2 separate regions of the Homo sapiens genome follow, and region 1 is linked to region 2. A link is an interaction called in ENCODE POLR2A ChIA-PET data of the cell type or tissue named here. Cell type or tissue: MCF 10A. All regions are shown on one strand. Links, peaks and the distances in the headings refer to the core of each region. The heading gives the core; the rest is flanking DNA.

Region 1 (12,496 bases), core at 2,462-10,461, 100 kb after region 2:
CATATGTGCAAACTGAAATTGAGTACTTTCTACAACTACCAACTCAATGGATGCACATTTGTTGGAATAGGCAGTGTATTGTGGAATAAAGACCTGTGCGCTTTAGAATCACATATGTTTTTGAATTCCAGCTTCACCCTGTGTTCTTAATTCAGATTCCACAACAAATATTTGAGTCCTTGCTGTCTTAGGTGTTGCTCTAGGGGGCTAGGGATGATACTTTTCCTAGTATGTCATGGATTAAATGAGACAGTGCAAGTAACAATACATAACAGAAGTTGAATAAGACTTACATATCTTAGTTGGTGAATATAATTTAGCACTCCTGTCTGTGCATATATTTAATTTTCAAAGGTTGGGAGTGAGCCATACGACAAACAAATGAGACAATTTCAGATTATAAATGCTATGAAGAAAATAAAATCGAATTATGTAATTGAGTAACCACAGGATCTGTGTAGAAAAAAAAACCAAACGCAGCTTTTCCCACTGTACTCGTACAACATGCTTCAGACACCAGATGTGAGGAGGAGTTTCCCCTACCAACAAGCAAACAATTAATTCTACAGCAGACACTAGCTGGGTATCCTCTTAATTCAATTCCTACACTGGATATGGCATCAGGTCCCACAGGTTGAGGGCTTTGTCCCCATGACTGTGTCCTTCCCTCAATTCTGATGCCAATTTCAAGCCCCAGGTTGTTTACCCATGCTTTGGACAGACTCTAAATTGGGGTTCCCACAACCCCCTCCTCGGGTTATATTTACTAGAGTGACTCACGAAACTCAGGAAAACATTTATATTTATCAGTTTATTACAAAAAATTTGTTAAAGGTTACAAGTCAACAGCCAAATGAAGAGATACATGGGGTGAGGTCTAGAAGGATCCTAAACACAGGAGCTTCTGTCACCATGGAGTTGGGGTGCTGTCTTAACTGAGACTTGATTGACAGAAAGGAACCATCCACTTGAAGAACTAGAGACAAAAGGAAATAGAACAGACAAATGTGAAAGTCTAGGGTAGAAATAAGTTTGAAATATTTGAGGAACAGAAAGTCTACTGTGGTTCTAGTTTAATGAGTAAAGGGGATGAGTGATAGGAGTGAGATTGGAAATCTAGTGGGGCAACAACTAGATTTCGTAGGGACATAGGCAAAAAGTTTGGATTTTAATTGTGATGGAAACCACTTAAGCAGGAGAATAACAAAGGGATATAAGTAGGTAGCAACAGCCTGTCTATCCAAATGGAAATGTCAAGTAGATAGATGTATATGTGAATCTAGGATTCAGTGGATCTCTTAAGGACATCTTTGAATAGTATAGGAAGAAAGAAGAGGTCTTAGGGCTGAATCCTTTGGCATTCCTGATTAAGGTTTCATGAAGAATAAGGACCCAGCCAGCAAAAGATTGAGAAAGAGAAACTATTAAAATAGAAGAAAAGCCAGGAACATAGGTCTTGACCACTAACAATACCTTCTTTGCAGGGCTATTTTGAAGTTTAAATGAGATAATGGAAGCAGCAGTACATAACAGATATTTAATAAGACATATACTATCTCCTAATTGGAAGATGATTCCAACTTTTAGCACTCTAATCTGTGTTATATAACACAGCCATGTCTAGGCTGTCTAGCTGAGAAGCCAGGAAACTAGAAAGCCATCTCTCCCACTCACCCTTTCCCAGGTCAGCAATGGAAAGGAAATCATTAGTTACTCATCTGTAGTGTGGTGAGGCGCTTCCTTCTGTTTTCTCTGGATATGTAGTAGAGGATTTCAGGGAACATATCTCTCTCAGCCTTTAACTCCAGCCATTGAAGAGCTTCCTTCTCTTATTTCACCACGTTTTTTCTCTCATTTCTACCATTACACCACTTTCTACAAGCAGTGAGGTTGGAGTGAGTAATGGCATTAACGCCAAGAGATTAGGAATGCTTTTTGTTCCATCATTCCTATGTAAAGAAAATTTCAAGATTGGTATTAATAACGAAATATGTTAGCCTGAGTTCTCTGAGAAGCAAACATCAATAAGACTTTGGACACTGAAGAGATTTATTGGGAAAAATACCTGTAAGAAATGAGGCGTCTGGGAGAGCTGTCAGACCCTCATGCCTCTAACTCTGTGAAGAAGAGAGGGAAGAGGATACTGTACTTGTAAGAGAGCTTTGACAAAGCTAACAGGGAGTCCTGGAGCCATAGTTGCCCTGCTTTCCTCATTTATAGCAGGATCTGACTATGGGATGCCTGGTGTATTCACCTATGTGGAAACAGGTGAAGGATTTCACAGCACAGAAGGTGGAGCCAGGGATTTTATTCTCCTACTGTGGTAGGAGACAGTAAGATGACTGGCCAACTTATATTGACTTCCAGTACTCTTCCTGTTTAGTTGTTCCTTAGCAAGTTGTTAGAGCCCAAAATTATTACACTCAAATTTACTGGATAACATTTTCATTATGTTTTTCTTGAAACATTGGCTTAATACAATTGGCTCTCCATTTCATCCCCAAGATAGTATTCTTCATCCTGCCCCTTGAAGACATTGCTTTCCAGTGTCTTCAAAACACTCTTCATTTTATGGCTTAAAGTTTGAGCTTCCTGTTCTGGTAACCTTTGCAGTCTTGTACTTCCTTTTTAAGTAGTTTTTCTTCTCCAGGCCGTTTCAGAGAAGAAATCAGTGGATGAGTGCCTCATCTCCTTCCCATTAAATTACTTTCTTTTATGTAGTCTATATATTTTTTTTTTATTTTTATTTTTCCCTGTATTAGTCCATTTTCACGCTGATTTAAAGGACTGCCTGAGATTGGGTAGTTTATAAAGAAAGGTGGTTTAGTTGACTCACAGTTCTGCAGAGCTGGGGAGGCCTCAGGAAACTTACAATCATGGCAGAAAGGGAAGCAAACACATCCTTTTTCACATGATGGCAGGAAGAAGTGCCAAGCAAAAGGGGGATAAGCCCCTTATAAAACCATCAGATCTCATGAGAACTCACTCACTATCCACAAGAACAGAAGCATGGGGGTAACCACCCCCATGATTCAATTACTTCCCACAGTTGGGACTGTGGGAACTACAATTCAAGTTGAGATTTGGGTGGGGACACAGCCAAATCATATCATTCCACTCCTTGCCCCTTCCAAATCTCATGTCCTCGCATTTCAAGACAATCATTGCCTTCCCCACAGTCGCCTAGAATCTTAACTCATTACAGCATTAACCCAAAAGTCCAAGTCCAAAGTCTCATCTGAGACAAGGCAAGTTCCTTCCGCCTGTGAGCCTGTAAAATCAAAAGCAAGTTAGTTACCTCGTAGATACAGTGGGGATACAGGCATTGGGTAAATACACCCATTCCAAATGGGAGAAATTGGCCAAAACAAAGGGGCTGCAGGCCCCATGCAAATCCAAAATCCAGCAGGGCAGTCAAATTTTAAAACTCCAAAATGATCCCCTTTGACTCCATGTCTCACATCCAGGTCATGCTGATACAAGAGGTGGGTTCCCACAGTCTTGGGCAGCTCTGCCCCTGTGATTTTGCAGGGTACAGCCCCATTCCCAGCTTCCTTCACAGGCTGGCATTGAGTGTTTGCGGCTTTTCCAGGTGCACAGTGCAAGCTGTTGGTGGATCTGGGTGTTTCTGGGGTCTGGAGGATGATGGCCGTCTTATTACAGCTCCACTAGACAGTGTCCCAGTGGGGACTGTGTGGAGGCTCCAACCCAACATTTCCCTCCCACACAGTTCCACATGGTTGGGGAGGCCTCAGAAAACTTACAATCATGGCGAAGGGGGAGTAAACACGTCCTTCTTCACATGATGGCAGGAGGAAGTGCCAAGCAAAAGGGGGAAAAGCCCCTTATGAAACCATCAGATCTCGTTAGAACTCACTATCAAGAGAACAGCAGCATAGCGTTAACTGCCCCCATGATTCAGTTACCTCCTACCAGATCCCTCCCTCCTGATTTCAAGCAGTTCTCCCACCTCATCCTCCCAAAGCGCTGGTATTGTAGGCATAAGCCACTGTGCGCAGCCAGTTGATACATTTAATTGTTAAAATTATGTGTTTTATTCTGCATTTCTTAAAACTAGGTTCTTTTCTCTTTAAGATCTATTCTACCTCTGGTGGATGCCATGCTGCTTTGGTATTTCTCATTCTAAATATTCCCTTGCCTTTCATTCCATTCACCTTTACATCCTCAGGTACATGGGCCTGTAATTCATTAGGTGGTATTAATTTGGTGGCAGGGAGTCGGGGTGGGATGAGGGATATGTAGCTCGTTGTTTTGTAGACTTGCTTTTGCTCACCTTTCTTCAAATGCAAATCCAAAATTTCCTGTGGGCACACTTAAAGATTTATCTCTTGTTTCATGAAGCTCCATTTAATTAAGCTGAAGATCTGTTTTTTTAAATACAGTAGTTAGTATGTATTGAGGATTCACTTTGTACTTAGGCATCCAGCGCTAAATCTTTCTATTAACGCTACAGGATAGATGATAGATCCATTTTGCATGTGAGGAAACTAGCTGGCAAAGAGCAAAGAAGCTTTCCCAGGATCACATAGTTAATACATAATTAGGTTTATATCTTTTTTTTTTTTTTTTGAGACAGAGTCTTGCTCTGTCACCCAGGCTGGAGTGCAGTGGCGCGATCTCTGCTCACTGCAAGCTCCGCCTGCCAGGTTCACGCCATTCTCCTGCCTCAGCCTCCCGAGTGGCTGGGACTACAGGCGCCCACTGCCTCGCCCGGCTAATTTTTTTTTGTATTTTTAGTAGAGACGGGTTTTCACTGTGTTCGCCAGGATGGCCTCGATCTCCTGACCTCGTGATCTGCCCACCTGGGCCTCCCAAAGTGCTGGGATTACAGGTGTGAGCCACCGCGCCTGGCCAGGTTTATATCTTAAATCTGATCCCCGCTTCCATTTTTACTATTTCATGATGCCTCCCCTTTATATTGTCTTAACTTTATTAATGTTATATAAATTAATTACATCTTAAATGATCATCTCAAAGTATTTGTGCTTGATCTAAAGTTTACCAAAACAGACACTCTGAAATATCAGGTCTTCAACATTGCCTATTGTATAGTCTGTTTCCTTGGAAGGTTTTTTTTTCGTTTTTGTTTTTTTAATTGTTGCTAACTAAATACTACCTTTAAAGGACTAAGTAGGTAACTTTTGGTGAATTTCTGCTTTATTTAAAATTTTCTTTTAGTTCTATGTCATATGTAAGAATGATTATCTAGAGTAAGCTTTAAAAATCTGTACAAACTAACATTTTGCTGAGACCTTTAAAAGCAACATGTATTTTGTTAATTTTTTTTTCTTTTGTTTGGTCTTTTTGTTTTGTTTTGTTTTGTTTAGAGACAGGGTCTTACTCTGTTGCCCAGGCTGGAGTGTAATGGCACCATCATAGCTCATTACAGCCTCAAATTCCTTGGCTCAAGAGATCTTCTCACATCAGCCCCCCCAGGTAGCTAGGACTACAGGCAAGCACCACGCCATGCCTGGCTAATTTTTTTGTTTTTATAGAGACTGTCTTGCTGCGTTGATCATAGGCTGGTCTTGAACTCCTGGCCTCAAGTGATCCTCCTGCCTTGGCCTTCCACGGTATTGGGATTACAGGCATCAGCCACTGTGTTCAGCCTATTTTGTTAAAATTTCTGAACAGTAATTCAGCCTACTCTTCATAAAACAAAGCAATTCTTAGTATGTTAATGGGAAAACACTGAGATATTTCAATGAAGGGAATTACCTAGTAAAAGTAAATTAGATAATAAAAAGTTCTAAGTTCTAATTTTATGTGGCTCATTTATGTTTAATGATTATTATGTTTTATATTATGTTTAATAATTATTATTATGTTTAATGAGTATATTTACAGACTTTCCTTCCAGGAACTAAAGTATTTCACTAAATCTAAGAAACAGTCACTGTGCTGGAGAAGTAGATAGAACGCATTTTTTTTGAAAATCTGAACAAAGAAGTTAAAACACAGTTGTCTAATAGAGTTTAATATTTTTTAAAGCATTTTGGCAGTCAGTGAGCTCATTTTCAGATGCTGTTAAAAGGAAAATTGATACTTATAATCAGGAGATGTATGGTTCTGCAACTATTTTTCAAACACTGAAGCAAGTGTCCGCTTTTGTGTTGCTGTTATTCATAGATTTGAATTTAAACATCATATTATTCAGGAGACTTTCTCTAACTTGCTAGACTAGGTTAAGTTGCTGTGTGCTTTCATAGTACTCTGTATTTCTGCTGTCACAGTATGAATTATACTTTGTTGTAATTACTTTTTCTTTTTTTTTTTTTTTTTTTTGCCTGTCTTTCTCTGGTAGACTATAAGCTTTTTAAAGAAATGGCATTACCTTCATCTCTGTTGTATTTACAGCACTGAGCACATTGTAAGTAAACAGTGAAACCATATTGAATGAAAATGAATAAATGTCAATAAATCTTTTTGGGCTATAGCAAACAATTGAGCATAATTGTTACTCTGATAAGTTTTAGTAGCAAATGGAAGCTTTTATTTCTTCATCTTTGTGAACTGGAATAAACTCAGAATGCATGTTGCTTTCTGCCTTTTGTGGAATTGCCCTTTTTTCCCTTTACCTGTTACATAGCTACTGAAACTGCATTCTCTTGTGAAATTGGGAGTGTTTTTTCTTTAGCAGCAGCAGTGGAAGATAGGCAAGAGGAAAGCAATGGAACCATGCTGATGGAAACAGGAGCTAGCACATTTTCTTGCTTCTATTTAAATTTAAACTAGGATCAGCAATCAAAAATTGACCCTTTTTCACAGATACTATTATCAAGAATGGTAGGTGATAAGAAAAACTGAAAGTAATAAGCTAGGGAATATTGCTTCATTTTGTTTCATTTTGTAACCATCTAGCCAGTGATATTTTAAAAATCCCTCTCCTGTATTTGAAAAGTTATTGTTTTAGCTCTTCTATTTTACCTTTCAACCTTAATATATATATTTAGGTCTTTGTTTTATATTGCTTCACCTGTGAACAGTTTCCCTGTTCTTACCATTATGTTACAGGAAGATACTGGTGTTTCTTACCCTTTCCTCTATCACTTTTCCGCTCTTTCTACCATCTGCCTTTGATGAGCTGAACCTTTACGATATAAATATGGTCAAGGTTGACAATAGTTATCTTCTTTTCTATTACCAGATTTCAGTCTTTTTTGTATTTTGTTTATAAGCTGATTCTAGAAGTTGGAAAATAGTAAACTGAGTTTATTTATTGACTGTATAAATATTCACTGCAGAGCTAGGATTGCATTTCTTTACGTATCTGATGTCATGGCCTTTCTGCCACTGAGGGAAATTGTTTCTAATGTCCAGATGAAATACATTGTTTTTTACTTTGTCCCCAATCAGTTGTTCAAATCAGCTCATAATTATGTTATGATAATGACTTATTTAAATGTTTTTTTCTAGAATTTCTCACTACCCTTTTTCATGTTGAGACAAGAACCATGTTTCCTTACATCATTAATATTATTTAATGCCTTAGTTATTCTACTCATTCATTAATTTTTTTTTGTTGTAGGTTTTGTTTGTTTGTTTTGAGGCAGGGTCTCGCTCTGCTGGAGTGCAGTGGCGCGACCTTGGCTCACTTCAGCATCTACCTCCCAGGCCCAAGTGATCCTCACACCTCAGCCTTAGAGTAGCTGGGACTACACATAACACTACACCTGACTAATTTTCTGATTTTTTTATAGAGACAAGGTCCTCCTATGTTGCCCAGGCTTGTCTTGAACTCCTAGGCTCAGACCATCCTCCCACCTCAGCCTCCCAGAGTACTGAGATTATAGGCATGAGCCACTGTGCTCAGCCAGTTCTTTTTCTTGAAGAAATATTTCTTGGGCTAAAAAACTTCTTGTACTAATTTAGGTCATTCACTTTCTAGACTATTCTAGAAAGCTGTCATTCTGGATTTCTCTTCATTAGATCCCTGCATTAATTCAGTTATTTCATTTCTCTCATGTTAAACAGTCAACAAATACTTAATGAACCACCTGTTTTGTTCCAGGCACTGTTTTAGACCTTGGGGATACACCAGTGAATGTGATCGATAAATGTGGGCCTTTCTATTGGTTTTTTAAGCTCATTTTGTTACAGCTTACCCTCAAGTAACTGCTGAAAAAGAAGGCACAGGAACTAAATTTTCAAAGGGTCCTTGCATTCTCGAAAATATTTTTATTCTACTGTTTATTATATAGTTGATATTTTGACTGGATATAAATTTCTAGGTTTAAAATAGTTTTCCCTGAAAACTTTGAAGGCATTTCTCATTGTTAGCATTCCAGTACTGATACAGTCTGCCATTCTCGTGTTAATTCTTTTGTAGGTAACAGATTTTCTTTTCCTTTCTGAAATTTTTCCTTGTTCTGATCAACCTTCGTGATGCTCTGTGTGTGTGTGTTTCCTTCATTGCACTGGACACTCAACCTGTTAACCTAAAAACTAGCACTCAAAGTCTGGTAATTTTTTTCTGCCACTTTCTCTATTTTTTAATGGTCTCTCTTTCTGGAGCACTTCTTAGTCAGAGACTGATTTTTTATCATCTTTTCTCTTATTTTCTATTACTTGTTTTTCTTCCATGTTCTGTGAGATTTCTTTTATTCTCCAACCCTACTATTGAAGTTATTTTGACAATCACGTACGTAATATCCAAGAACTTTTTATTATTTGTTGATTGTTGCTGTATATTTATATGTGTGTGTGTGTTTGTGTGTGTGTGTGTGTATACTCTTGTTTTATGGCTGTATCATTTCCCAGATTTTTCCAGGAATGCTAGATAGCTTTTGCTTTTCCCCCTCAAGGTCTTTTTGTGTGGTAAAAATCTATATAAGATGAACTTTCTTTTTTTTTTTTTTTTTTTTTGGTGGTGGTTGTTGTTTTGAGACAGAGTCTCGCTCTGTCACACACGCTGGAGTACAGTGGTGCAATCTCAGCTCACTGCAAGCTCCGCCTCCCAGGTTCACACCATTCTCCTGCCTCAGCCTCCCGAGTAGCTGGGACTACAGGCACCCGCCACCACGCCCAACTAACTTTTTTATATTTTTTCGTAGAGACGGGGTTTTACCGTGTTAGCCAGGATGGTCTCAACCTCCTGACCTTGTGATCCGCCCACCTCGGCCTCCCAAAGTGCTGGGATTACAGGCATGAGCCACCACACCTGGCCGAACTTTACTATTTTTTAAAAAACAACTTTATTGAGATAAAATTCTCATAACATACAGTTTACCAACTTAAAGTGTACAGAGGCTGGTGCATTGGCTCACACCTGTATTCCCAGCATGGGAGGCCAAGTAGGCAGATCGCTTTAGCCCAAAAGTTTGAGACCAGCCGGGGCAACGTGGCAAAACCCTGTCTCTAAAAGTACAAAATTACCCAGCATGGTGGTGAGTGCCTGTAGTCCCAGCTACTCAGGCTGCTGAGGTGGGAGGATCACTTGAGCCCAGGAAGTCAAGGCAGCAGTGAGCAGTGATCATGCCACTGCACTCCAGCCTGGGCGAAAGAGCAAGACCCTGTCTCAACAAAAAAGACAAATGATTATCAATGCTTATATTACAGTCTCCCTTTATAAAAAAAAAGTTTTTTTCTTCTGACAGTCTCGTTCAGTCATCCAAGCTGGGGCGCAGTAGTGCAATAATAGCTCACTGCAGATTCTCCTGCCTCAGCCTCCCAAAGTGCTAAGATTATAGGAGTGAGCCACTGTGCCTGGCCTATAAAAATTTTTTATAATGTAATTTTTAGTATCCTGAAATGAAATTTAAATAATATAACCTACCTACATACATAATTATTTTTTAAATATCACAACTATATAGAGAAAATTGATTTGTAGTATATCAGAAAGTAAATATTACGGGTATGTCTGTTCTAAAAGATGAGTTGTTGAGATACTCGTTCCTTTGTATAAAATGATCATTAATGTGACTGATACAAGTATGTTTATTGATGATTCAAGTAACACTAACTGCATTTTTCGTCAGTGACATGATTTTTCAAAATTGTAAAGATTATTGGTAAATAGGAACAGTTCCAACAGACCTAATCATTTTTGTTTGTTTAATTAAAGTTGTACTAGCTCCTAGTTTAACTTGTAAAAAGCATTATATGTATGTGACCAGTAATCAGCAAGAAATAAGGAAAAGCGAATGACAAAAAAGAAAAACTTGCATGTGTAGCTGGGAGATCAGCATCAATATCAGATGCCTGTTAGCCTTGTTTAACCCTTCTCTTAGCTGTGAGTTTAAGCCAGACTTAAAAGCCAAGCATGAGTGGAAGAGCTGGGGGCCCAGCTATACAGGTAGGAAAGCTAAGCATGTAATGAGTGCTGATGATGAAACTTATTGCAAGCCATGGATGGCTCCATAGGTTCAAGGCATACCATACTTCTTACACCCCAGAGTGAGTGGTAGGGCAAGTGTGTATATTTTAAGTACTCAGGCATTAGATTTTCACTGTTAACAAAATGGCTCAATATAAGGATAAGACATGAAAAGAACATAGGTAGGAGAAGATGAGAGTGCCTTATTCTAAAGCAAGCTTGTCTAACCCACGACCTGCGGGCTGCATGTGGCCCAGGACAGCTTTGAATGCAGCCCAACACAAATTTGTAAACTTTCTTAAAACATTATGAAATTTGTTTGACTTTTATTTTTTAAGCTCATCAGCTATCATTAGTGTTAGTGTATGTGGGCCCAAGACAGTTCTTCCAGGGAAGCCAAAAGATTGGACACCCCGTTCTAAAGCTTTAAGGATCAATCTGTGAAGAGAAGCTTCTGAGCAGATTCCCGGGCCCCGTCCCTGCAGATTCTAATTCAGTTGATCATGGGTAGACTTACAAATCTTTTTCCTCTCTTTCTCCCTCCCTCCCTTTTAAATCTGCTTAGGTGGTTTTGAGAAATAGCCAGGTTTAGGGACCACTGATCTAACTATCTATTCAACATGTGTTTAAAATTACCTTCCTAATTTCTGAGTGATCGTCTTTTCTGTGCTTAAACATGTCCAGTGACAAATGAAATCACTCCCTTCTTAGGTAACACATTCCATCCTTAAATACTGTAATTGGAAAGTTTTCTTTATACTAGGTTTATATCTGTAGAATTGCTGCCCATTGGTCCTAGTTTTAGTCCTTTAGATCATAAATCTCTTTCACATGATTAACTTTTCAGATATTTAGACAGCTGTCAGCCCTCAGTACCCTTCTGACTTTTTTTTTTCTCCTGCTGATTTTCCTCTTTGCTTTACTCTACTGAAGTTATACTGGCCTCCTTGACATTTCTTTAATAGTCCAGGCACTTTTCAACTGTAGGAATTTTGTACTCTATCCTCATTCACCTGTAACAGTCTCTTGCAGGTATTCTTAAAACTCACTCCCTCTCATCATTTACATCTCCTCGCAAATGTTAACTTCACAGTGAAGTTTTTCTTCAATAGCCTATTTAAAATTGCACCAAGTTCCCCAACCTAACTGGATCTTCTATCTCCCTCTGTGATTTGTTTCCTCCCAAAGCACGTATCACCTTGTTTTTTTTTCCTTTTTCTTTTTTTGAGACAGAGTCTCACTCACTCTGTCGCCCAAGCTGGAGTGCAGTGGCATAATCTTGGCTCACTGCAACCTCCACCTCTCGGGTTCAAGTGATCCCCCCGAGCTCACACACATACACACCCCCTCCTCTCCACCCCCCCTACCTCAACCTCCCTAGTAGCTGGGACTACAGGTGTGTGCCACCATGTCCAGCTAATTTTTCTGATATTTTTCGTACGGACAGGGTTTCACCATGTTGGCCAGGCTGGTCTCGAACTCCTGGCCTCAAGTGATCCACGTGCCTCAGCCTCCCAAAGTACTGGAGTTACAGGCATGAGCCACCGCACCCAGCCCCAAAGTACATACCACCTTCTAATACGCTATACAACTTACTTTACTTTCCCTTTTTTTTGTCTATTTTTTATTGTGTCTCTTCTACCAGATTCCAAGTCAAACAATTGTACTGATCTTTCTCATCTTTATAATTTCAGCCAAAAGAACAGACATTTATTCAGAGTAGGAGATCAACAAACATAATTAAGTTCTCCTTCTTTCCAATTTCCCCTTCTTCAGAAGCAGTCATTTTCAATTCTTCATATTGTTTTGCTGTTTACTTCAAAAATCTCTTTTTAAAAATGTTTATGAGCTATCTATAAATTTTTCTTGACTTAGGTGTTTTTTTTTCTTTTTTCTGCTTTCTACATAGACGCCATTCCCATTTCCCTCTTCCTCCTATGTAGTGTATAATAATTTTGGTTAGATCACTATTGAGTTTTTATTTTATGATTATGTAAATGCAGTTCAAAGCTGAAACATATTGTAAACTGTAATTTTTCTTCCTATGCAAATTTCTGTTGTCCATAGTGTTTATGATGGACCTTTTTTTCATATGCTTAGTGTTCTTACCAACCACTAGTTCAACCACAACGTTCTATCATTTATCTAAATGTATCA
Region 2 (12,496 bases), core at 2,389-10,388:
TTGTGTCACAGCATAGAGATACTTATCTGTTCATGAACTGCCATAAAATAATTTTCAGCTGGGGAAACAAAAAGCAACTTTCTAGCTTATAGAAGGATTTTTATGATAAAATGGATGTCCAAATGGTATTTGTTCCACACGAGAAAAGAATCTAAAATTGAAATTAAGTTCTCCTATTTGAGTATCACATTAACTCAATATAATAATTTTCTATGTAGAGAGAAAACTGTTTGCAGGGATAATCCAACAGTAGAGAAGTGAAATCTGTGAGTTTATTTGAAATCTTTTGGGCAACTCTTTGCAGCAACAGTGCCATCTTCCTACATTTTGCTTAGATTAATTTTAAGATTTATTTTTCTTATTTGGAACACATCTGTAGGAAGCAAGGAGCATGCAAGCTAGGATATAGCAAATCTGAGAGTTAGCATTTGTGACAGATAATACACATGTGCATTATACACAAGACAAAAATAAAATTTTATTCTCAATTTCTAGATATTAGATAACTAGATGGTGGTAGTTCCATTCTAGTTATTAGAAAACTATTTAGGATTGGAAGAACTGAGGTGGTCAAATGAAAAAAGTGAATTAGTTGCATTCTTACCAACTGTGGAGCAAAGAAACATGTTTCTCATGGCCCAAGGCAGGCTTGAATGAGAAGGAAATCTGGGGATCTACTTAGATAGTGCCAAGAAAGTGCCAGAGATGGATGCCCTGGAGATGAGCAAAGAGAGGTCCTGAAGTCACAGGACTAAATTCCAGCACAGTGGAATAAAACAGAAAAAAGAAAGGAGTACCTACATAAGAGAATCAGTAGGTTTGGGAGAGTGATAAAATCTTAACTTTTCTATTTTAACAGTGAAATCTTTTGCAGAGCAAAAATTTTGATTTTTGAAGTCCAATTTATCAAGTATTTATTTTCTAGATCATGCTTTCAGTATTATATCTAAGAATTATTTGCCTACCCCAGGTCATGAATATTCCTTCTCATGTTTTCTTCTAAATGCTTTATGGTTTTCCTTTTTTTTTTTTTTTTTTCTTTTTTTTTGAGACGGTGTCTCGCTCTGTCGCCCAGGCTGGAGTGCAATGGTGCAATCTCGGCTCACTGCAACCTCCACCTCCCAGGTTCAAGCGATTTTCCTGCCTCAGCCTCCCAAGTAGCTGGGACTACAGGCACATGCCACCACGCCTGGCTAATTTTTTTGTATTTTAAATAGAGACGGGGTTTCACCGTGTTAGCCAGGATGGTCTCGATTTCCTGACTTCGTGATCCACCTGCCTCAGCCTCCCAAAGTGTTGGGATTACAGGCGTGAGCCGTGCCCAGCCTGGTTTTACATTTTACACTTAGAACTATGATCCATTTCTATTTACTTTTTTAAAAAGGCATGAGTTTAGGTGGAGGTTAATTTTTTTTACATGTCTATATCCAATTGTTCCAACACCATTTGTTGAAAAGATGATCCTTTTTCCATTGAATTGCCTTTGCAATTTCATAAAAAATCAATTGGCCATATTTGAATGAAGCCAATTTCTGGACTCAATTCAGTACCACTGATCTACATGTCTATCCCTTCACCAATGCCACACTATATTGATTACTATAGCTTTGTAGTAAATCTTAACATCAGTGTAAGTCATCCAACTTTCTCCTTTTTTCAAAATTGTTTTGGCTATTCTGGTTTTTTGTTTGTTTGTTTTGTCTTCCCATATACATTTTAGAATTATTATATATATATTGAGAATATGTCTATTTCTTCTTTCAGTTTTGTCTATTTTTGCTTCACGTATTTTTAAAGTCTGTTAGGTGCACACACATTTAGATTTGTATGTCTTCTTGGTGAATTTACTTTTATATTATTACATGATGTCTCAGTTTATCCCTGGTGATTTTCCTTGCTCTGAAGTCTACTTTGATTATTAATATATTTATACCAACTTTATTTTTATTCATGTTTAAAATGTGTCTTTTCCCATTCTTTTTCATTTAACCTTCCTATATCTTTATACTTGAAGTATGTTTCTGGTAGACAGCATATAGTCGAGTGATACCTTTTTACTCATTCTGATTATCTCTATTTTAACTAGTGTGCTTACACCATTTACATTTAATGTTAATATTGATATGTTTGGGTTTAGGGCTACTATTTAATTATCTGTTTACTCATCACTCCTTATGTTTTTCCTTCCTCTGTTACCCTTTTTTTCTTCTTCTTTTGGGTTACTTGAGCATTTGTTAGTATTCTATTTTAGTTTCTTATTATTTCACTTTGGGCTGTGTGTGTGTGTGTGTGTGTGTGTGTGTGTATGTGTGTGGTGATGACTGTTACAGTAAACAAACTTAAACTTTCTCAGCATGCTTTGAATCAATATTTGCCACTTTAAATGTGATGTAGAAATTCTTCCAAGATCCCTTTACCTTCCATCCTTCATGTTGTATTTGCCTTATATATTACTTCTATATGCATTGAAAACCCATCAGATAATGTTATAGTTTTGGTTTTCAATGATCAAATATACTTCAAACACCTTAAAAGGAGAAGAACAGTCTATTATATTTGCCCAAATATTTGCTATTTATATTGCTCTTCCTTCATTCCTCATGCTCCATATTTCCTTCTGGTGTCATTTCCTATCTGAAAATTTTCATTTCGTAATTCTTTTAGATCAGGACTGTTTGTAGTGAACTGTATTAGTTTTCTTTCATCTGAGAATGTCTTTATTTAACCTTCATTCCTAAAGGATATTTTCACCAGGTATAAAATTCAAGATTAACAATTCTTTTCTTTCAGCACTTAAAAATGTTGTTCCACTATCTTTTTCATGAACAGTTTCTGATAAGAAAACCGTAGCCAGTTCAATAATACATCATTTTTCTCTTGCTGCTTTCATAGTATTTTGTCTTTAGCTCATAATGATTTAATTGTGATAGGTCTAGACATGGATTTATTTGGTTTTGTCACATTTAGGATTCACTAGACTTCTTGAGTCTGTAGGTATATGTCTTTTACCAAATTTGAGAAGTTTTTAGCTATTATTTATTGAAATGATGTTTCTTCCCCCATGTTCTTTCTCCATTCATTCCGAGTCTCTAATCACATGAACATTAGACTTTTGAGTATTATCCCACACATCTTCCTTCATTTTTAAAATATTTTTTATGTCTTTTCTGATTGGATAATTTCTATTACTATATCTTCACATTCGCTGACTCCTCTGTCAATTCTATTCTGCTATTACACCCATTCTGTAATTTTTAATTTTAGTTATTGTATTTTTCAGTTCTAAATTTTCTCTTTGGTTATTCTTTATATTATCTATTTCTTTGTTAGGACTTTTTATCTCTTCATTATTTTCAAGAGTGTATGCCCTTACTTATTTGTACATATTTTATCAGATAATTTCAACATTTGTGATACATTAGCAGTGGCATCTGTTGATTCTTATGCAGGTTGAGATTTTACTGTTGTTCAGTTCTGTTCCATGTGTGTGTCATTGAATGACCAGTGTGGGACCTAGACTGTGACCTACCCCTTAGTTCAGTTCTCAAAGTATTTAGTATCCTGTTTAGGATCCATGCATGCACAAATCCAGGGTGAGCTCAAGAGTTCACAGACAACTTTATGAGTTTTCTTCCCAGGCTCCCTGCTCTCCATGATCTCCCTAGTACTTCTGGTGCCCTGGGGCTCCCTTTTCAATGTTCTAATCAGGACACTGAACTTCTCTCCTCCCCTCCACATTTTCTTTTTCTTTTTCTTTTTTTTTTTTTTTTTTTTTTTTGAGACGGAGTCTCACTCTGTCACCCAGGCTGGAGTGCAGTGGCTCACTGCAACCTCCACCTCCTGGGTTCAAGCGATTCTCCTGCCTCAGCCTCCCTAGTAGCTGGGATACATGTGTGTACCATCATGCCCAGCTAATTTTTTTGCATTTTTAGTAGAGACGGGGTTTCACCATGTTGGCCAGGCTGGTCTCAAACTCCTAACCTCAAATGACCCGCCCACCTCAGCCTCCCAAAGTGCTGGGATTACAGGCATAAGCCACCATACCTCCCTCTCCTCCACATTTTCTAGTGGCCCCTCTCTGGAGCCAACAGCAAGATAACAAGTGGAGGGAAAGCAAGAGGGTTTCACTCCACATTTTTGAAACCACAGCTTCTCCCATCAGAGAGAAATGTTCCCATGCCCCAGTTTTAGGAGGAACCCAGTAGCTGCTGTTCTTGCTGTCACTGCCCCTATCACAGCACAATTGCCTAAAGACTGGCAGAAGAGAATGGAGTAGAGACTTAAAGGAGAAAGAGTAGGAGAAAAAGAAGAGGAGGGAAAAAAAGAAGAGGAGGAGCTGGGGGAGAGAAGGAGGAAGAAAGGGGATTTCCAACTCTTTCTCTAAATATTAGCTAATCTTTTCCTGGAAGAATTAGAGGTCTCCTCCTGGAGCTCTCTGTGTCTATGTTCCCTTTTTGGTTTGGGTTGCCTTAAGTTCAGGTTAGGGGTTACCTAGAAACAAGAAATGGTTATCTTATCACCTATTTGGTGGTACTTTGAATTCTGTACCACTTTCTGCTTACTATTACTTTTCAAATAGGAGTTGAAAATACTTTTCAAGAAGCACATTCTAATTGAACCAGAACCGTATCTTATCTGGAACCATAAACATAATAGACAGTTGTATAAATTGTGTTTGCATTTTCAAATAATTCAAATTGCAGTATGGCTTCCAATAAACAAATATTTGTTTTCTTCATTTGCCTAACTATAAATAACCTAGTTCCACTACATGTGAAGTTTATTATCCATTGACCCACCAGAGGTACTGCTGTGTCTTTAGAAATCAGAAGCATTCTTGGCCGGGCGCAGTGGCTCACGCCTGTAATCCCAGCACTTTGGGAGGCTGAGGTGGGTGGATCACGAGGTCAGGAGATCAAGACCATCCTAGCTAACATGGTGAAACCCCGTCTCTACCAAAAATACAAAAAATTAGCCGGGCGTGGTGGTGGGCACCTGTAGTCCCAGCTACTTGGAAGGCTGAGGCAGGAGAATGGTGTGAACCCGGGAGGTGGAGCTTGCAGTGAACCCAGATGGCGCCACTGCACTCCAGCCTGGGCGACAGAGCAAGACACCGTCTCAAAAAAAAAAAAAAAAAAGAAATCAGAAGCATTCTTATTAATAATTTCAAAAAATAATTATTTGGCCAATGTTATCTCTACTTCCTTCTACTTTTTTCTATTTTACTAAAGGACTATGATAAATACAATTACATGAAGATATAATTTGTATTTAGGATAAAAAATTAATATAGTATTATGTTGTTTGATTTGACAATAATTCGAATCTCTACATGGCTGGACCATTTGATTATGCATTTAAAGCAACAATAGCATAAAAAGCCCCAACATATCAAAGACTAACCAACTAAATAGCCAGTGATATAAATAAAGAACCATTTTTAGAAGAAGTCTATGCTGCTGTTTAATATTTTGAATCACTCCACAATGCTGAAATCATTTAAAGAAAAAAGATTTTTATTTTTATGTGCCTGGGTTTCCAATGCTACTTATACTTACTAAATTATAAGACCTTCATGGTCTTTCATAAAATTAAAATTCCATGAAAAAAGTATAGGTAGGAGTTACTTCTCCTAAAAGGTATGTCTTATCTATCTAAACAGAGTGCTAAACACTCGTTGAGACAAGAATCACATCTTTGTTAATATATGCTAATAAGGCTACGAATGCCTGGAAAATGGAACTGCCAAAGTGAAAAAGAATCTGGGTAATATTCCTGGGCACTAAAGGAAACAGAAAAAGCCAGACCAAGAAGAAAGATCTGATAGATTTTGTGTATTTCAAGGCATGATGGAACTGGCCAGAAGTGGGGAGGAGGAGTTGAATGAAATTTAACTATTAAGAATATGATAGGAAAAAAAAGAGTGGGTGCAAATGAATATAACTGGCTTTTCAGATAACAAAGAGAACAAAATGTATCATTCTGTCTTAGCACATCAATCTGTTGATAATAGTTTAATAAAACCCATTTGTTCCTAGACTTTTAGAAGTTAGAAATGCAGCACATTTTTACTATGTAAGTGTTCCTTATCCAATAAAACTTTGATTACATAGCATTGATTTTATTAGATTTGTACAAATTTTTCCCAAAACTCCCTCTTACTCTACTTGTGAAAGACAAATATGGTTTGAAATGGAGACACCAAATATACACTGTTTATCCCAATGGATACTTGTGGAACTATAATCTTTAAAAATGCTGAAAGGGGGAGGTGAATTTCCACCGCTCACTCAAATTGAAGTGGGGGAAGTGATCACAGTGAGAATGTGTATGGAAAGCCCACAGTAACTGTTAAGGTTAAGATCACAACTTGCCAATTTAGGGTTTTTAGAATGACCTAGCTATCTGATATATAGGTAGGAAACCAAGAGTTAGTAAATGGACCATATGTTTATAAGCAGAGTATGTTTCCCATGGAAAAAAAATACAGATTTCTCTGTGAAGCTGAAGTAGCCTGTTCTCACTCTAACCTAGTTATTAGAGTCCAACCATATTCTTCTTAGGATTTCCTAAGTACCTAGAATGGTGTTCTACATATAGTAAATTATCAATATAAAAGAATAAAATTTTTACTTTTTGTAGTCATATTATGTGTGTATGTATATATATACATATATTTGATTCAATTTAAAGTATCCCAGTGGATTTTGTCTAAAAACACAAAGAATAGGATATGAAGTTTATAATCTACTGACAGTCCCAAATATACTATTTTACTTGCTTTAATCACCAACACCAACCTTTGAACATAGTGGGCAGTCAATAAATATCTGGAGGATGAGGGTATGAATACATGTATTTGCCAGACTATAACCCCTGATGAAGGAAAGGGATTGGCCGATTCTTTATTGTGGCTCCCTACACCAAACATTCTGAGCTAGCATACCCACAATGAAAGAACATCATCTGAATGAAGCTTCACAATTGCTCTCTCATTACCACTGGGCTTCTGGCATCCAGCACACCTTGGAGTCCTAGTGTTAAGGAATGTATTCTGAGCCTCTGCCGGCACAGGCATGTCACAGTGATGCTTCTAAAACAAACCAGAGCTCAGGTTTGTTTCAAGTCTTCACATGCTTTTGATGGAAGGTGTGCTGGCAGCTGTTGTCATCATTAGCCTTGTGGCAATACTTTTTCCTTTAGTGTCTTATGTTTCATATGAAAGCTTAAAGCTCATTAAATAGGGAGGAACTTTGGAATATGTGCCAATGCCAAACAGTAAAGTTTTTATTTTCTCCTGTTATAACAGCTTTAAAGTTCTGAATTTCCAAATCTTAGTCCCCAACACCATTCCAAATTTTAAATTCGATAATGGGGTAGGAGCAGAAGGATACCAATTCCTTTTCCTGACTTTACAATCTTTACCAGAGATCTAGTAAGTGAAAGATTTAGAGCCTGCTAGAAAACTTGGGTGTGGAATTCTCCTGTAATCCTGGCATTTATGGGATGAGTGAGCTGTCCATCCATGGTTCTGTAATCTAGACAGTTGAGATATCTGAATCTGAATGCTCAACCTAGTACAGTCTTCCATGGTATTCACATTTTTCTAGCAGCTGACCTAAGTGATACATTTTAAAACGCACAATAACTAATGGTCACTAAGCACCTACTTACTATGTGCCAGGCAATATCAAAAAGCACTTCAAATGTTAAAATGCTCACAAACGCTCTCAGATAAATATTTATCTCCATTTTACAGATAAGAAAACCTAGGATTAAAGAGGTAAGTAACTTGCCCAAGTTTTTATTCACTATAAGGAGACTTTTTAAAAAGGTTAATTAGTACTACTTAATATTATAGGTATCTTCTAAGGCAAGAACTATTATCTATTTCATCTTTGTATCCTCCACCATATCTAGAGCAAAACCTTACACATACAAACTTCTTAATAAAGGTTTACTGAGCAGGCCAGTGTGTTGGCTCATGCCTGTAATCCCAGCGTTTTGGGAGGCCAAGGCAGGAGGATCACTTGAGGCCAGGAGATTGACACCAGATTTTGAGGTTACACTGAGCTAGCCTGGGTAACAGAGCAAGAAAACGAAAGGCCCCATAGTTGTGGAGTACTATATATTTATTATGTATATTTCTTTCTCTCTCTTTCCCTCTCTCTGTTTTAAATTTTTTCATATTAGAAAATAAGTTTAAGTTCTAGAGCCTTCCAAGTCATTCATACACACACATACACCCACTCATTTGCCAAATTTACTTGGGTCCCTCTGAAACCACAAGTAGCAGCTGCTTAATAGGTGAACTTCAACACCAAGCAACAGGTTGGGGCAGGTAATTAAGAATACCAAATCCATTTGAAATTGCAGGGGAAATTTAGGGAAGTAGAACGTATTTATCAGAGTTGGAATTTGGCCAGGATTCTAAAGAAAACACCAATTACCCTTTGATAATATAAAATAGCATATAAACACTGTTTAACTGAATTTCTGACTAAGGTTAAGAATTCCAGAGACTCACAGAAGGGACACATCATTCCTGGACAAATTCTTCCATTGAGAAAGTTCTTTATACTTCCATAGTAACCCCCTTGCCTCTCACAAAGAAAACCTCTTGTTGTCAGGTTAGTAATGAAAGTGAATTCTAATAAACAGAGCTGGAGCAAATAAGAGGTCTTTCTAGCACTACTAGCTATTGTGCACCTTAGATTTAGATATCTCCCTTCCACAAAGTATCACAACCTCACATATCTCAATGTAGAAGACACTTCAAGAGAGCCGATTTCATCAGAATGGCAACTTTCTCAGACAGCTCCTCTCTGCCCAAGATAATTTAGGTGTGATCATGCTTGACATGAAGTATGAATTCGGTAACTTTCTAAGGTCTCTAACCACCTTCAAGTTAGGAATTCTATTAAGGGACCTAACCAAAACAAGATAAAAAAGAGAGGGGTCTATAGATTTAAGAGATATAGTGACTAAGTACAACATGTGGACTGTGTTTGAAACCTATAATTGAAGAAATTGAACACAGATGGAATACTTGATATATTTTTAATTTTCTATTAATTTTAAGTATAATTGCAACGATTATATTTTGAAGATATACACACTGAAGTATTCGTAAATGAAATTCTGTAATACCTAGTATTAGCTTCAATATGAAAAAAGATAGGAAGAAGTTAGTGGGTAGATGTCCATGTGTTGATAATTACTGAAGCCCAGTGATGGGTACTTGGGAGTTCACTACACTATTTTCCATAGGTTGTGGCATAGGTGAAATAGATCATTGTTCAAGTGCAATTTCTGTTAACACAATTTTCTCTCTTTTAGCAAATGAAAGCATCTAAGAATGCAAATAAATGACAGTGATTTTTTATAGCAATAATCTTGAATTTCCACTATTTCATAAAATAAGTAAACTTTCTAAAACTTAATATTCTAAAACATTAACCCTCATACAATTGTTTAGTTTTTGTTTAAAATTTTCCATTAAAATAACTTTAAAAAAGATATCCTGTACCCATTTTCACCACTCCTATTTAACATAGTACTGAAAGTCCTAGCCAGAGCAATAATACAAGAGAAAGAAATAAAAGGCATCCACACTGGAAAAGAGGAAGTCAAATTGTCCCTCTTTGCTAATAATATGATCTTATACCAAGAAAAAAACTAAAGACTCCACCAAAAAACTCTTATATTTGATCAATGTGTTCATTCAATTTGCAGGATACAAAATCAACATACAAAAATGAGTAGCAGTCGGGCGCGGTGGCTCATGCCTGTAATCCCAGCACTTTGGGAGGCCAAGGTGGGCGGATCACCTGAGGTCAGGAGTTCAAGACCAGCCTGGCCAACAAGGTTAAACCCTGTCTCTACTAAAAATAAAAAATTAGCTAGGTGTGGTGGCGGGCGTCTGTAGTTCCAGCTACTTGGGAGGCTGAGGCAAGAGAATCACTTGAACCCCAGAGGCAGAAGTTGCAGTGAGCCAAGATCGCACCACTGCACTCCAGCCTGGGTGACAGAGTGAGACTCCGTCTCAAACACACACACACACACACACACACACACACACACATCAGTAGCATTTCTATACACCAATAATGATCTAGCCAAAAAAGAAATCAAGAAGGAAATCCTATTTACAATAGCTACAAATGAATAAAATACCTAGGAATAAATTTAACCAAGAGGTGAAAGATATCTACAAGGAAAACTACAAAACATAAATGAAGGAAGTCGAAGAAGACACAAACAAATGAAAAAACCTCCCATGCTCATAGATCGAAAGAATTAACAGTGTTAAAAAGACCATATTGCCCAAAGCAATCTAAAGATTCAATGCAGTCCCTATCAAAATACCAATGTCCTTCTTCATGGAATTAGAAAAAAAAAATCCTAAATGTATGTGGAACTAGAAAAGAACTGATTAGCCAAAAGAACTGATTATCCAAATCAATCCTGAGCAAACAGAACAAATCTGGAGGCATCACACTACCTGACTTCAAATATAAGACTAGAGTAACCAAAACAGCATGGTCTGGTTATAAAAGTAGATGCATAGGCCAATGGAACAGAATAGAGAACCCAGAAGTAAAACTACATATTTACAGCCAACTGATCTTTGACAAAGCCAACAAGAATTTACACTGGGGAAAGGATACCCTCTTCAGTAAGTGCTGCCACAAACCCACATGCAGAAGAATGAAACTGGACCCCATCTTTCACCATACAAAATCTATTCAAAAATTTATACATACTATATATAAAAATCAACTCGAAATGGATTTAAGACTTAAACATAAGACCCAAAGCTATAAAAATACAAGAAGAAAACCTACAGAAAACTCTCCTGGATACTGGGCTAGGCAAAGAATTTATGACTAAGACTTCAAAAGCACAGGAAACAAAAACAAAAATAGATAAATGGGTCTTAATTAAACTAAAAAGTTTCTGCACAGCAAAGGAAACAATCGACAGAGCAAAGAGGTAACCTGTTGAATGGGAGAAAATATTTGCAAGTTATTCAACAACATTGGTCTAAGCTGACACATCCAGAATATACAAGGAACTCAAACATCTCGAGAGAAAAAAAATCATCCCATTAAAAAGTGGACGAAGGACATGATAGCTATTTCTCAAAAGAAGACATACAAATGGCTAATGGGCATCTGAAAAAATGCTCAGCATCACTAATTATCAGAGAAATGCAAATCAAATTACAAGGAGGTATCATCTTACTCCAGTCAGAATGGCCATTATTAAAAAGAAAAAATAACAGATGTTGATGAGGATGCAAGGGAACTCTTATATGTGGCTGGTGGAAATGTAAACTAGTATAGCCATTATGGAAAACAGTGTGGAGATTTCTCAAAAACCTAAAGCTAGAATTGCCATATGACCTAGCAATCCCACTACTGGCTATCCATCTAAAGGAAAAGAAATCAATATATCAAAGGGATACTTGCACTCTCATGTTTACTGCAGCACTATTCACAGTAGCAAAGATATGGAATCAACCTAAATGTCCATCAACAGATGAATGGATAAGGAAAATATGGTATATATACACAGTGCAATACTATTTGGCCATAAAAGGTAATGAAATCATGTCATTTACAGCAACATGGATGTAACTGGAGGTCATTACGTTAAATGAAATAAGCGAGGCACAAAAAGACAAATATTGCATGTTCTCACATATGTGGGAGCTAAAATTACATGGAGATAGAGAGCGGAAAGATAGACAACAGAGACTGGGAAGGATGAGATAGGGGGATGAGGGAGATGAAGAGAAGTGGGTTAAAGGACACAGCCATACAGTAAGATAGAAGAAATATATTCAATGTTTGATAGCAGGGCAGGGTGACTATACTTAACAAAAACGTATTCTATTCAAGTGATAGACACCCTAAAAATCCTGCCTTGATCACTACACATTAAATACATGTAACAAAATTCACATGTACCCATAAACTTGCACAAACAAAACATAAATGAAACAAAAATAACTCCTAAATCAAACAAATCCCATTATTTTTCTAAACTTCAAGTTGAGTTGAACCCAATTAATAACGTTTTATTGACCAATACATGAAGCCAAAGCACTTTTTGGGGGTTTTTTTAGTACTTTTAATTTTAAATGTGCAATAAATTCACTCATGCTTTTTGTAAACATTTGAATGGTATTTACAAAATTTCGACATGCTTCCATTAACATGCTAAAATATATTGTGCATACCAGAAAGGTACGATACGGTTTCTGCCTTCAAGAACTTACAGCCAAATTTGAAAACTAGATTTAGGTAGGATATACAACATTAGGAAAGTTTTAACATCTATAAATTAATATACACAGTTATTCAAACCACAGTTCGTTTTAAAAAATCAAAACAAAACTAAACCCAACTAATTTATCATTCAATCCAAATTCCTACATCTATTTGCTTAGTTTATAATTATTTTGTATTACTGCTTTTTAATTTGTTAG

What was found. ChIA-PET counts read pairs that join two places held together with the same protein. Peaks named below come from ENCODE experiments on the same cell type or tissue, not always from the same donor. Only the 100,000 strongest peaks of a DNase experiment are listed, where the experiment ranks them.
Region 1: POLR2A ChIA-PET joins it to region 2 with 5 read pairs; 2 of 35 experiments call an interaction of 5 or more read pairs at or near these places.

Annotation. Positions count from the first base shown.
Region 1 is chr18:22,951,006-22,963,501 of GRCh38, forward strand. The region is part of intron 4 of RBBP8 (RB binding protein 8, endonuclease); the gene reads left to right. Among named protein-coding and RNA genes, the nearest start is that of RBBP8-AS1, 23 kb to the left of the region's middle. RefSeq lists an enhancer at 856-1,544. In MCF 10A, for the core only: no CTCF peak of the experiment used is centred there; no DNase peak of the experiment used is centred there.
Region 2 is chr18:22,850,008-22,862,503 of GRCh38, forward strand. All of the region lies in intron 2 of RBBP8-AS1 (RBBP8 antisense RNA 1), which reads right to left. Among named protein-coding and RNA genes, the nearest start is that of RBBP8, 77 kb to the right of the region's middle. In MCF 10A, for the core only: no CTCF peak of the experiment used is centred there; a DNase peak (open chromatin) is centred at 7,094.